2 separate regions of the Homo sapiens genome follow, and region 1 is linked to region 2. Evidence: chromatin loops called from intact Hi-C (ENCODE). Cell type or tissue: dorsolateral prefrontal cortex. All regions are shown on one strand. Links, peaks and the distances in the headings refer to the core of each region. The heading gives the core; the rest is flanking DNA. Region 1 overlaps LOC105374292 (a long non-coding RNA gene). Region 2 overlaps LINC01968 (long intergenic non-protein coding RNA 1968).

Region 1 (4,388 bases), core at 165-4,164, 58 kb before region 2:
TACTAACTTAACACAGTCTAATAAAACCCTCTAAAAGTCTACCCCCCGGCGATAATCCTCAATAAAACGTTGAAATAAAACTAACTTTAATTCTTTAAAAGCTTACTTCTTTCTTTAGTCAACAAAACTTAATGGAGCCAAGTGATGGTGTATCCGGACAGATGGAGCAGCAGGAAGAGGCAGAGACACCCACTCAGACCTTTACCCCAGGGGGAAGCAGCGGGCCAGGAGTCAGAATGCTCAGGGTTTGTAGTCAGTTTCCCTCTTACCAGCTAGTGACCGCAGGCAGATCAAAATCCATAAAGCGGGGCAGCTTTGGAGTAGTCTAAACCTGGGTTTGAATCCTGGTTCTGCCACTCACTCTATGTGTGACCCTGGACCTTGGAGAGTTAAGCTGTCTAACCCTCGCTTTAGCTATTATTAAAATGAGGAATGATAGCACCCTTCAGTTACTGGGTGGCTGTGAGGATTAGAGGGGCTCATGCTTGTAAGGGACTTAGCACCCTGTATGGCACTTAGGAAATACTCCAGTAAGGGTTCTGTTGACGATGAACGTGATCCTAACGAATAGAACAGACACTGCGAGCTCAAAAGAACATCATCTTGCCTCGACGGTTTGCTTACCTATAAAATGGCAATACTGCTTTAATCCCTACCCAGTTTTCCTCACATTGTTGTTTTGGGGATCAAATGAACTGAAGCAATGGGTCTCAAGTACAGATCTTCGGAGAGTTGTCAGCATATGACACAGTTCTCACCAAACTGAATAATGGGGAAATGAAAAAAATCACAATGTAGTTTTTTTTTGGAGATGGAGTCTCAGTCTGTCACTCAAGCTGGAGTGCAATGGCGCAATCTAGGCTCACTGCAACCTCCGTCTCCCGGGTTCAAGTAATTCTCCTGCCTCAGTCTCCTGAGCAGCTGGGATCACAGGCACCTGCCACCAGACCCAGCTAATTTCTTTGTATTTTTAGTAGATAGGGGGTTTCACCATGTTGGCCAGACTGGTCTTGAACTCATGACCTCAGGTAATCCACCTGCCTTGGCCTCCCAAAGTGCTGGGATTACAGACGTGAGCCACTGCGCCTGGCCTGTAGTACGTGTTTTACAAATTGAATTGTTCCCAACTTTAAAAGGCTGCATTATCCTGATATTATGTCATTTCTAATCTGAGTGTGTGCGTGTGCGTGTGTGTGATTGTGTGTGAAGTTATCCCTTTTTAATGAAAGTATGGTACTAATGAATGATAGTTTGTTTCAATGGACTTGCTCAGAAAAATAAAAGTTGTCAACCCTGTACTGATCCCTTGTTTTCTGGAAATCTTACTAGTCTGTGAAAAAAAAAAAAAAAAACCTCTATAAGGAAACCTGCAAGATAATAAGTTTGAGCTTTCCCGTCATAAGATTCTGTATGGAGATAACAAAAAGAACAGCACCTCATATTGAGTGAGTCCCTACCACATGCCAAGGGTGGCTGGAGATGGCTACACACTTCCCGTAATCCTCACAACAGCCTGGCAGGCTTGGTGTGGCTTAGCCCGTTTGACAGACGGAGAAACTGAGACGTAGAGAGGATAAGCAGCTGAACTCTTCCTCCGGTGGGAGTTCAATACCGAGTCCTCCTGACTCCTCGCCTCACAGTTTTTCCTGGATTGTGCTAAAGGATTACTGTGGAGGAGGCCCTGACAGGGCCATGGAGACTTCACCACTATAAAAAGTAACCACACCACAGGCTTACAGGCAAATCACTTAACCTCTCTCGGCTTCTAGCATCCAACTGGGAAATTAGGCAGAAATCGGGGTCATGCTGAAAACAGATGGAAAGGCAAGCTGGGCTAGGAAATAAAATTAGCACAAAGAAGCCATTCTTTATGATTCTCGATGATTCAGTGCCCTTTGACTATTTATGAAATTGGGAAGCATCCCAGCCCGGGTAATTGACAGAATGCTGCCTGGATACAGGGACATCATCAGATGGCCTCTTTCTCTCTTTGGCCATCCAGATTCAATCCCTCTGCCTTCTCACAGTTGACCAGGCCCTCCCTTCCTGCTACCCTAGGTGGTTTTCTGGGTCCCAGAGGCCTCCCAGAGCTGGGTTGGTAGAAGACCCCTTCTGCCTGTTCACTCTCCCTCCCACCCTTCACACTGCAGGTGGGCATGGCGCTATGAGTTGTTCATTTTGTTCTTATATGCCCTCTCAGCAACTCTGGGAGGAGGTTTTATTAACACTATTTTACACATGGGGAAACTGAGGCTCATTGAAGCTGAGAAATTGGCTTGGGGTGACACAACCTACAAAGGGCAAAAGAAGAATCCCCACCCAGCCAGGGCTGCCTGACATGAGTCTGTGCCCCCCATTTGATCACTAAAGCCCCATGAAGACTGAGGGAAGAAGATTCTAAAACTCTAACAGCTCCCAGTCTCCCTTTACATAAACTGTGCCTTCTCTGGATGTCAAGGTAGTCACTATGTACCCACCATGTATTGGGCCATTCACTCAGAGCCAGGGTCAGCCCAACAACTCCTTTCCTGACTTACACCCTAGGAATGGACTTACAGCAACATTTATCTGAGATGTGGTAATTCTGGTGACAGTAACATTTCAATTCTAAACCTACCCTTTCTTTTTTAATTTAAAGTAAGTGCTTCATAGTTCTCTCTTCAGCCCTTTTTAATTTATTTGTTCTTATTGAAGACAGCTAGTAACAAACTCCCATGATCATTCAATTTTTGTTGAATTTTTGTTGAAAGAGGTTACAACATCTTTAAGCAAAGGAGGGGAATAGCCTTTAATAGGGAGGAGTGAGCCCCTTCTCCAGGCCCAGAGGGCTCATGATCCTCAAGTGTATTGGCCCAGATGTCCCTATCCCATTTCAAGGTCTTATTTCTTCCCAGCCGTGACAATGGTGGCATTGCAGACTTGCTGTGGTCGAGAACTGAACCTTCTCTGGAGCTCAGCCACCCTCATGATTCAGTCTTGTGCCTGATCCTGAGCTTTTTCTGCCCTCCAGGTGCAGGAGATGAAAATTCTTTCTATGCTGTCAAGGGGACCCTCAAACTTTCACACTTTATCTTAAATGTGATTAGTCACTCTCAGCCTTTTATTATCTTGCTCCAATGAGTATGTGGCCATTCAGGACAGTCATCTGATTGCATAGTCCTTATAATCACAACTTAACCCGACTCCTTAAACACCTGAGATATTGCACCTGCCTCTGAATCCAGGGAGCCCCCCTTCATCTGTGAGGATCCTGCTGCAATTCTCATGCACACCCCATAGGCAGTCAATGCTGTTGAGAAACCATTTCTGTGAGCCATTTTCACCCTCATCCCCAAGTGTGGGCCCAGCTTTCTGGCTGAGTCTTGCAGCCTTTTTGTGCCTCGAAGCTGGGCTCTGAGGACTGATGTTCGCTTTTCCACACTGATGAATCATGGAGGACACTCAGAGAGCCTGTGGCCCACCCTCTGCCCTTACTGAGCTGCCTCTGTGGACCTTCCTTTCCTTTCCAGATGATGGAAAGAGGTTGGCAGACTGTCTAGAGATTTTTCTCAGGGGTCTTACTGTGGCCTACATTTTTTTCCAAGGACAAGCAGAGACTCCATTTCTTTGTCACTTCTTGGGCACTATGTATTTTTAATGGCCCCTTGGAAAACCAGAGGGATACTGGCCCCAGCAGAATGGAGGGGCAGCCAGCCCCTTTCTGCCCTACTTGCCAATGTCCTGAGACTGACTTAAAGGTTTAGTTGATCTATTTGGTTCTTACATTTCAAACCTTTGGATAAGTAAAAAGGGTCATCATTAGTTTCATTTTTAAATAAAAATGGAAAGTTAGCACTCACATCTTGATGACATCTTGGTAATTCTCTTAATACTCGAGGACAGAGAGAAGGTGCTGAGTGCTTTCATGCATCATCCTATCTGCAACTCTATGGAAGATGCTGGGCATATCCCACAGTTCTCAATTTTCAGATAAAGTGAGATACAGGGAGGGATTATGGCACTTTGGGGGCAGAGGCTGTTCACACATCTTGGCATCTTCCATGGCATCTAATGGGATCCCTTGCACAGAATGAGGGCCCTCAATGTTTGTTGAAAGGGTGAAATTGCCAAGATCACAGAGCTCGCTAGGTCTCTGAGATCCTAATCAAATGTTCTCTCCACTAATCTGAGCTCCCTTTGTCCGAGTGAGCCAAAGGCTTTGAAAATAATAAATAAACATTGTTTAGCAAGTTCAAAACTGCAAAGAAAAACAAGCCAGAAGCATGAAAAAGAGCAAATTTTAAACCAAAATGAGCAGGTTCCAGGCATCCATGATGCTGCTCATTCTCTGATTACCTTCCCCACTGCATCTTAAACAGAACAGAAGGGCTATGGCAGATCCAGTGAAG
Region 2 (4,388 bases), core at 277-4,276:
CACCTGGCTAATTTTTTGTATTTTAGTAGAGACGGGGTTTCACTGTGTTAGCCAGGATGGTCTCGATCTCCTGACCTCATGATCCGCCTGCCTCGTCAGTAATTTTTTATAGCGTAAAAGAATCCTAAGACCAAATAGTTTGAGAACTGCTAAATGGTGATATTCTGTAGTTTTAGGATTGTGGGTCCAGCTACTGTGGGAAGACTGGATGTGGTCAAAGATGGGAGGGGAGCCTTCTGCTACTGGTTGGCAAGAGCTACTGAAGCCTGGAACTAAGGCAGCGGCAATGGCATGGCCAGGGGGTGTAATGTGAGTTCATCATTAAAATCGGGGTCACTATGTCATATTTTGGTTTGGTTGCAGTGCTGAACCTTATGCAACCCTGGCCCTGGAATAGGCATGGTCTCCTCTGAAGGGAGTGGTTATATCCAACACCAGCCATTTGAGAACCAGATGGATGCTCTGACAAGAAGCAGAAATGAAGCGGGGAAGCAGGGAGAGGACCTTGCTCCAGCTGTTCTGGGTAAAGACCTGTTCTGGGCACACACTCAACTTGGCAAGTGCCAAGATAGTACTTGCCATAGGGATGCTAGGGGGAGTTCAGGTGAGGCAGGCCCTTCAGGCTTCAAAGGGAAAGGTGCTGAATGCCAGGTATCCTGGGTCACAGTACACCCTGTGTTGATCTCCCTTCACCTGTCACTGAGTCTCCAGTGGGACAAATCCAGTCAGGTTTTCCAGCCTTGTCTCAGCTGTACTAGAGGAAACTAAGGGAAGAAGCATGCATGCATGCGGGGGAAATCACAGGCCCCTACCGAAGTTATTATAAGTTATTTACGAGATGGGAGCAATGGTTAGGGAGAAATTCTCAAGTAAAAGGGAAATCAGGTGAATCAGAGAAACAGCTTCTCCATCCAGTGACAACTAGACCTTGTTTACAAAAGGCAGAATTTTCCTTAGGAGGTGAGAGAATGAAGAGATATTTTGGAAGAAAGAATAAATAAATAGAATGAACTGAATACAGAGCAGGTGAGGGACTCCAAAACTTATAGGACATCTACTTGGAGCTTGAGGCGCCTCGTAGACATTCCAGGTGGAGCTGCCCAAAAGACAGAAGGTTGCGTATGTCTGAAGCTCGGGAGGTCTGGAGTGGAGGTGTTGGCTTGAGGATCATTAACCTACAGAGGTCAGCATGTCTCAGGCCTCAGAGCAATTCAGAGTCACCTGTGGAGGATTATTAAAAGGAAGATAGCTGTCCCAGACCAACTGACTCAAAATCTCCAGGAGTGATTCTGATACACACCACCACAGGTTCTCTGAAGGCAGAGGAGATGCTGAGAGCTTCCAGAAAAAAAGGAGAAAGAATGAGTTCCAAATGCAGCCACAAAGCCAAAAGCATCTTGCTCCTGAGCACCATAAGGCTGTCAGGAAAGAATGTGCCTAATTAAATTCTAATGGGCTGGCAGACTACAGCACACGGAATACATCAACTGCTCGTCTTCAGACAGTGCAAGAGTCCCCTGCTAATATCTAAGCCTTAAATGTAGCCACTTAAGCTCCCCATATATCAGGCATCATTAGGGATCCCAGCAGCTGCACATGGGCCTGACCATAAAACAGTCAGGGGGAGAACCAGAGGGCCATGGGGAGCAACCCTCAGCCTTCCCTAGATACAGCTGTGTAAAGTAGGCCCTTTCTTCCAGCAACAATCCTTTTCCCTGCAGCTGGACTGAATAGAATGAACATTTCTGAAATATAGCCAGGGCACAGACTGTTCTCTTGGAAACTCCAAGTTGTCTTTTCTAGCAAAGCAGTGAAAAGGTGAGTAAAACATTTTTCATTTATTAAAAATCTTCTATTGACCACACACAATAAGCTAGATATCCAGACCAGGGTTTCAAACCTTTCTTTTTTGTTTTGTTTTGCCTGGAGAAAGGCAAAGGTCTTTATTTCTTCCTGCCTCCCCATGGGAAGACTCCACCCTGGGGTCTGCTGGCCCACCACCCCTGGGTGCTCAGTTTCTGCAAACATCGGCCAGCAAGTCCTTGTGGTACCCCTGGGGCAGCGTGTAGTAGATTCGGGTTCTGTCTACAGCCCTGGCTCCCAGCAGCGCTGTCCTCTCACAGGCATAGTTGCCCCCAGCTGGGCTGTGCTCCACTGTGACAGTAGCCCCAGGGGAGGATGCCAGCAGCCTGGCAACAGCTCCAGGCGTGCTGTGGCCCCGTGGCCTGGCCTGCATCTGGAAGCTGAGCCCCTGGCACAGCTCTAGCATATCTGTGAGCAGCTGTTCCCTGTAGCCACTGCCCAGCACCTCCTGAGTCCAGCCTGGTGCCACAGTCACATGGGGGAAGACCTCAGCCACAGCTGTAAGCAGCTCTCTGCCAGCCATGTGGCCGAGGACTGAAAAGCTCCCGTGGGAGATGTTGGCCCCATCCACACAGGCCGATGCAAGAAGCCAAGGCTGGACAGGGATGCCAGCAAGGCCAGGGACGGCCAGAGGGCTGCGGGCTCCACTATTTGCAAATGGACGCTCCAGTGTCTGGGATGTGCGGCCAGCTGCTGCAGGCAGGACTCCAACCTCAGGATGCTGCCACTTGGAGCACAAACAGTGGGCACGGGGTTCTCAGCCACAGTTCCCTTGAGGCCAGTGTCCAGCAGGATCATGCCTTCTGTGTCTGGGAGGGTTACCATTGCTGTACCCCTGGGGCAGCATTGAGAAGACCATCACCCTCGAACAGCTGGAGAAGAGGGATCAGGCTGCCTCCCGTGTAGTACATTTGTTTCCATGTGGCATTCACTGTGGGGCCCCAAATCGCCAAGGTGAGGTGGCTGCTATTCATGAAACACCTTCTGTAGGCCACAGCTCTACAGCCATCCTCTCTAAGCCTCATGGCACCCTGCCAAGTAGAGGCCACCTGCTTGAACTGCAACAGGAAAGGCTCAAAGATATCACAGTAGACGTGGTGGACAGCAGTGTTATCCTGGACGTAGGGCAGATCCTCTGCCAACATGGGGTCCGAGGCAGCCTGCCATAGCGTCAGGCTGTACCTCTCAGATTGGCTCAGCAGCCAGCTGGAGTGGGCCTGGGCGGCCCGCACTGTGGAAGACCGCACAGGGAAGGTGACCCTCTGGAGCACCACTCCCACCAGCTCGTGCATCTTCTCCACCATGGCTCGGGTGTACGTCCTGTTTGGGAACATGGGCACGTACAGGGTGGTCCAGCCTGGAGACAGGGTGGCCTTGGGATACTTCTCCTGGACCAGGGCCAGGAACTGTGTGGCACTGACCTCAGCTGAGATGGGCATGTCGGGGCCCTTTAAGATGTCAGCGTTGATCCACATGGGCCGCCGGACTTTGCCCCACTCTGTCAGCTACCACAGGAGGTCCAGGGAGGGGCCCACGGCCTTGATGTTCTTGAAGTCCAGTTTGATGCCCTTCTGGGAAGAGCCCAGCACACCATCCAGCCACTGCTCCAGTGTGTCATCACTGTAGATAGCCGGAGGGTGTGCCACGATGGGAGCTCCTGTCTCGTCAGCTGTGCCGAGCCCTTCTACATTGACGTCAGCCTCCAGGACTGTGATGTTGCTGTTCAGGGCAGCTGTCACGGCTTTCTTGCTGTTGGCTGCGTGGTACCAGGTGACCTCCAGGGCATCTCGGCAGCTGATCTGGCCCAGGCTCAGCAGGTAATCCAGCATGTCGGCCTCGGAGCTGCAGGCCTCCAGCTCACAGCCTGGCCACCGCAAGGCGATGGCAAGGACTATCGCGGCAATGACCACTACAGAAACACAGGTAATGCCAGCAAACCCCCACTTGACCTGATTCTTCGATAACTGCTCCCTGCAGGCCATGACAACGCTCTCTGGGGAACGCCCCCAACTCCGCACGACCCAGAGTCCCCAAGGTTCCCTGCAAGCTGGGATCCCGTGGGAGGCAGGAGGCCCCAGCAGCACCTCATTCTCCACCAGTCAAACCTTTTAAGTGTCATTATTTTGTTCCCTGTGTGGAATCTTTCTTTCGGACAACATTGCCTGCTTGAGTGCATTAATTAATAACTAGTTTACCCATGTGCTAATGAATCAGTGACACGAAAACATGTAAACTCCAGGCCAGCCCTGCCGAACCCACAGTGAGGACTTAATACATGTTCGCTGCAGTGGATTCAGCCCAATGTCTGCATGCTAAATGGATGTGTTTTGCACCAAAAGCAATATTAGCCGTACAGTTTTATTATAGTTAAGAGTTTTTGGGGGGGTCAGGTGTGGTAGCTCACACCTGTAATACCAACACTTTGGGAGGCCAAGGCAGGTGGATCACTTGAGATCAGGAGTTCAAGACCAGTGGCTAACATGATGAAACCCCGCCTGTACTAAAAATACAAAAATTAGCTGGGT

What was found. A loop is a pair of places that touch in the nucleus more often than their neighbours do. Peaks named below come from ENCODE experiments on the same cell type or tissue, not always from the same donor. Only the 100,000 strongest peaks of a DNase experiment are listed, where the experiment ranks them.
Region 1: a loop joins it to region 2, with 2.5 times the contacts of the local background. A loop is called at or near these places in 2 of 110 quality-filtered maps.

Annotation. Positions count from the first base shown.
Region 1 is chr3:194,812,598-194,816,985 of GRCh38, reverse strand. All of the region lies in intron 3 of LOC105374292 (a long non-coding RNA gene), which reads right to left. Among named protein-coding and RNA genes, the nearest start is that of LINC01972, 46 kb to the right of the region's middle. In dorsolateral prefrontal cortex, for the core only: no CTCF peak of the experiment used is centred there; a DNase peak (open chromatin) is centred at 1,935; H3K4me3 peaks cover 518 bases; H3K27ac peaks cover 903 bases.
Region 2 is chr3:194,755,046-194,759,433 of GRCh38, reverse strand. The region is part of intron 3 of LINC01968 (long intergenic non-protein coding RNA 1968); the gene reads right to left. The region is part of intron 2 of LOC105374292 (a long non-coding RNA gene); the gene reads right to left. It also overlaps the pseudogene FAM151AP1. Among named protein-coding and RNA genes, the nearest start is that of LINC01972, 11 kb to the left of the region's middle. In dorsolateral prefrontal cortex, for the core only: no CTCF peak of the experiment used is centred there; DNase peaks (open chromatin) are centred at 1,638 and 2,273; H3K4me3 peaks cover 539 bases; H3K27ac peaks cover 2,544 bases.